Regions from separate parts of the Homo sapiens genome. Here region 2 is linked to region 1. A link is a loop called in an ENCODE intact Hi-C map of the cell type or tissue named here. Cell type or tissue: lower leg skin. All regions are shown on one strand. Region 1 overlaps FYCO1 (FYVE and coiled-coil domain autophagy adaptor 1). Region 2 overlaps SLC6A20 (solute carrier family 6 member 20).

Region 1 (2,500 bases):
GATAGGGCAGTGGTTAGGAGAATGGGTTGGGGACCACCAGGCCCAAGCTCTGCTCTTCCCCCAGCGGCCCTTAGTTGAGTCTCCATTTCCTACTCTGCAGTGGCAACCACACTGTGGATTGATGGAGAGACCAAGGAGAGATGTGATGAGGGCAGAGCACCGTCCCAAGCCCGAGCAGGCTCCCAGTTATCCCTAGAGGTGGCCATGGTGCTGTGACAAACTCTGGCCTTGGCCCATCGAGGTCATCTCAGGGGCCTACTTGAGATTTCCAAACTATGGATATCAGAACTGAGTTAGCTGCCGAGTAGGAAAAAATCCGTGCTGGCCTCCACCATATGCCTCCTCCCATTGCCTGCTCCTCACACCACCATACACACACTGTGCAGTCCCCACCACCAGCTGCTTCAGAGCAGCCAGGTGAGGGAGGTGATATTCACAGCCTGTGATCAAAAGGGCATTTCTGCACCCAAGCCTCAGGAGAGTCCACAGTGATGTCCCGAAACCCTCTGACCCTCCCAGGGAGAGAACTCCACTAGACAGACAGGAAATGGGGCATGGGGCTCCAGCACCCACACCCAGCCAGGTCACTGCAGTGACCACAGAGGCCTCAGCAGCAGCTGCCACCCCTCGGACTTTCAGCTCTCAGGTAACACCCTCCCTTTCCATTTCTGTTTCCTCAGGTTTGTCTCTAAAAAGGTATTTTATCACTTGACGGTTGATCGGCCTGTGATCTACGATGGAAGTGATTTCCTGTAGCTTCAGCACCTCAGTAACTTCACTTCATCCACAGGAAACACTGCTCTTCCTCACCTGTCACATAAAGCATTTTTTTAAAAAGTCAGCTGCTCCAAAATCATCAACTCAGCCCCTGGGCTGCCCCTCAGAGGCGGTGTCTGGGGAGGACTTTGTGCTCAGCACTCTGCACCGGCCACTCTTAGCCCCCGAGGCGTTGAAGGGCTCAGGCAATGTTTCCATTAAGTAGAGACTCAGCTGTTGTCACACCCAAAGGGATGCTCTGCCAAAGGTTTAAACACCCAGGAGACCATCAGCCTCTCCTGGGAGCACAGTTGGCTACAGGCCTCTTGTGGAGAGTTTCACGGGCAGGGGTGATTCCAACTTCTGCCTGTGGAGAGATTTTCTGCCCTGCCCCACCAGGGCCCTGCATGTTGGAGACTGAGCTGGGTGCACTGGCCATGCCCTGTGAATCCTCAGGCTGTGACGCCCTCAGGTACTCCTGGGAAAAGGAGGTACACAGCCATCATGCGAGTCGGTGCCAGGGGACCCCCCGGAGATCCTGACCAGCTCCTCCAGTCATGCTCTTGTCCCTCACTGCCCCAGTAAGCTGGAGGCTGCTCCAGAACTCAGCAGTGTTGGAGGGGCCTCTAAGCTGCACTCTCTTTCTGGCCCTTTTGTCTGGGTGATTCTGTCCTCAAATAAAGCCCTTCACTCAGCCAGACCTCTCCACAGCTCAAAGCATTGCCCTAAGAATCAGAAGTAAAGATAATCCAAGAGCAAAACCCACTGTACTTGGGGCCTGCAATGGCTGTGTGTACACTACATCTAATGCCCAAATGCCAGCCAGTGTGGATGTTGTGACCACAGAGCAGGATTGTGCATTGGCTTTAGAGCTACTCCTCAGCTGATGGCCCACTTTTGTTTATATAAATAAGAGCTTCTGCCCCACCTGCAGACATGTTTACTAATGATCATAGCCAGGATTAGAACCACTTTCAAACATTGGGGCCTTCTTAACAAAAGTCTTTGATAACTTAAGAACCAAAGTAACAGAGTAAACAGAGGCATGATGGATCCCTGGGCCCCACTCCCCTCCTGACAGGTTCCCCAACAGCCCATTTGCCCACTTCCCACTGCTCAGCCCACACCAGACCTCCAGGAGACATCCCCCCTTGAGGCAGAGAGATCCTGTTCCCTATTCCCAGACAAGAATTATTTAATCTTCCCTGTTCTCTGTGGTCCTTTTCTTCCCCAACAACAGATAGCTCACCTTGGACAGCTCTTCGTCCCTTGTTCATGGAACCAGCTGCCTGCAGTCAGGCCCCAGGTTCTTCCATGGGTGAACAGAGCATCTGACAAAAGGTCCCAGTTTGGCCAGGGGTGAGGGAGAGAGCACCAGACAGGCTATCCGAGAATCTGAGAGCTGGGCCCGGCAGTTCCTCCAGCTACCCTTGTGACCTAAGTCCAGTCACACATTTCCCAAAGTTTCTCTTTGTCATAACCCTGGTCTGGCTGGTTTTGAGGGCTTGAGAATGGGTCAGGGACTCCAGGCCAAGTCCAACAGAGACCCCAAACCCACCACACACCAGCAGCCACAACCTCACCACCAACAAAGAGGACTTTTGTGGGGCCACAAGTAAGAGGTCATTTCTGGAATGGACTCAGACCTTTAAACAGGAGAGTTGAGCACTTCCAGTCAGTTTTTAAGCAAGGCATGGGGAACAGGGAATAGAACCTTTCAAAGAGGTTGCCCAGAGAAAAGCTG
Region 2 (2,500 bases), 160 kb after region 1:
ATTTCAGGTGGACATGGTTCAGTCCATAGCAATTCTGAATCTGACAGTCCAACATCTGCCACCTCGGGGAGGGATGTTCTAAATCTGATTTCTTATCTTGCTAGTTCTTCACTCATAGTGACTTCTCTCCTTGTGGGTTTGTAAATCCCTGTTTATGAGCACTTTGCTCAATCTCTGGGAATCCTGTGCATCTAAACCGGGTGGGGGGGCTTCTACCCAGGGAGGGCTTGTTTTTGCTTCTTCTGTGGGTAGCCAGAGAGTACGCACAACCTATTATCCCTTTTGAGCCCCTTAGGGGATTTGTCTTTAAGCAGGAGTTCCAGCCTCAATTTCCATAGTTTAACATTTCCGCAACAGAGTTACCAGCACAGGGACGTGACCGCTGAGCACCTGCCCCTCCTGGTTGCCTGCTGACCAAGCTGTCTCCCTACAATTCTGCTTCCTGCTGCCCTGGCCCCGCCCTCCCTCCTCAGGTCCCAGCCACGGAGGTTTCAGGACACCTAGTCGGTCATCACATTAGAAGCAGAAATTATCCATTGTTTTATTATCTTTCATCCAGAATGTACGTAAGTTGGGGCAGGAGAGGGGAACTCAGTGTTGCAGGCTGGCTACAAGTTCTCACGTGCTTTGCATATATGAGCTCCTGGCAGCTCCCATTTCGTTTCAGCCCAGCTGAGTGTAAGGGGTTGATCTGCAGATGGAAGCTCCAACCTCACAATGTGGCTTCTCATGGCCACTTCCAAGGTCCCCCATGTTGCTTAGTACTGAGTGCGTGAATAAGACTATAAGTCCCTCTTGCATGTAACTGGTGTCTTCTCACCCTGGGCAGGCCGTCCAGGGCACTGGCCTGGCATTCATCGTCTACACAGAGGCCATTAAAAACATGGAGGTGTCCCAGCTGTGGTCGGTGCTCTACTTCTTCATGCTGCTGATGCTGGGCATTGGGAGCATGCTGGGGAACACAGCGGCCATCCTCACCCCTCTGACAGACAGCAAGATCATCTCCAGCCACCTGCCCAAGGAGGCCATCTCAGGTCAGCGGGGCCAGCCAGTGGAGGAGGCAGGGGTCAGGAGGGCCAAGGCGTGGGGGTGAACAGGGGAGAGCTCCCTCAGGGGTCATGGGCTGGTTCAGGTGGCTACAGGGGGTTGCAGCCACCTCACCACGGTCCTGCCATGTCTTCTCACAACCTGGGACCTGGGCCATGTGATTCACCCTGTGCGTTCCATTCTCCACATCACAGGGAAGTGAAGTGGCCACCCCAACCCAACTCCCCAACCTGACATTCAAAGTTCTCCAGGCTAGGAGAGAACTCGATTTTGTTTCTGTTCATTTTCATTGAAGTATATTATATATATTTCAGACGGAGTCTCGCTCTGTTGCCCAGGCTGGAGTTCAGTGGCGTGATCTTGGCTCACTGCAACCTCCATCTCCCAGGTTCAAGTGATTCTCCTGCCTCACCCTCCCGAGTAGCTGGGATTACAGGTGCACGCCATGACACCTGGCTAATTTTTGTATTTTTAGTAGAGAAGGGGTTTCACCATGTTGGCCAGGCTGGTCTCGAACTCCTGACCCCAGGTGATTCGCCCATCTCAGCCTCCGAAAGTGCTGGGATTACAGGTGTGAGCCACCACACCTGGCCTGAAGTATGACCATTATAAAGTGTACATTTCTTAAGTACAAACTCAGTGGATTTTACATATGTATCCACCCAAGGAACCACCACCTAGGTCAAGATACAGAACATTTTCCACACCCTAGACAGTTCCTTCACACCCCTTCCCAGGCAGTATGCACCCCTGGAGTTCACCTCTATTTCTGACTTCTACATTTTAGGGGTTTTTTTCCTTTTTTTTTTTTTTTTGTTTTTAAAGAAACAGTCTCACTCTGTCACCCAGGCTGGAGTGCAATGGTGCGATCTTGGCTCACTGCAACCTCCACCTCCCAGGCTCAAGCTATTCTCGTGCCTCATCCTCCTGAGTAGCTGGGATTATAGGTGCACACCATGATGCCTGGCTAATTTTTGTATTTTAGTAAAGATGGGGTTTCCCCGTGTTGGCCAGGCTGGTCTCAAACTCCTGACCTCAAGTGATCTGCCTGCCTTGGCCTCCCAAAATACTGGGATTACAGGCATGAGTCATTGCGCCTGGCCTTCCTGTTCCTGAATTTCATATGAACGAAGTCCTATTGTACACACTCTACGTCTATTGTCTTCACTCAGAATCTACCTGTGAGATCCACTCATGTTGTTTCGAGCAGCGATCGTCTGCCCCTTTTTGTGCCTATACAATAATCCATTGTAAGGTGACATACCACAGTTTCTTTATCCATTCTGCTGTTGATGGACATTTCAGATCTTAGGAAATGAGCTGGCTTTTCCAATTACATCTCTCATGGTTTCACTCCCTGGCCCATCTGCTCCACTCCAATCAGGCAGTGCCTCAAGGACCCTGTGGCCTACACTACTCCGTCTCTGAAAACACCATTCCTTGACATGCAGGA

The links. A loop is a pair of places that touch in the nucleus more often than their neighbours do. Peaks named below come from ENCODE experiments on the same cell type or tissue, not always from the same donor. Only the 100,000 strongest peaks of a DNase experiment are listed, where the experiment ranks them.
Region 2: it touches region 1 in a loop (4-fold over the local background); 70 of 110 quality-filtered maps call a loop at or near these places.

Annotation. Positions count from the first base shown.
Region 1 is chr3:45,920,021-45,922,520 of GRCh38, reverse strand. It overlaps FYCO1 (FYVE and coiled-coil domain autophagy adaptor 1), which reads left to right. Exons shown (of 18, transcript NM_024513.4): 18 at 681-2,500. The coding sequence ends at 756. Among named protein-coding and RNA genes, the nearest start is that of CXCR6, 22 kb to the left of the region's middle. In lower leg skin, no CTCF peak of the experiment used is centred here; a DNase peak (open chromatin) is centred at 1,260.
Region 2 is chr3:45,764,071-45,766,570 of GRCh38, reverse strand. SLC6A20 (solute carrier family 6 member 20) reads left to right here. Exons shown (of 11, transcript NM_020208.4): 8 at 830-1,034. Among named protein-coding and RNA genes, the nearest start is that of SLC6A20, 31 kb to the left of the region's middle. In lower leg skin, no CTCF peak of the experiment used is centred here; a DNase peak (open chromatin) is centred at 940.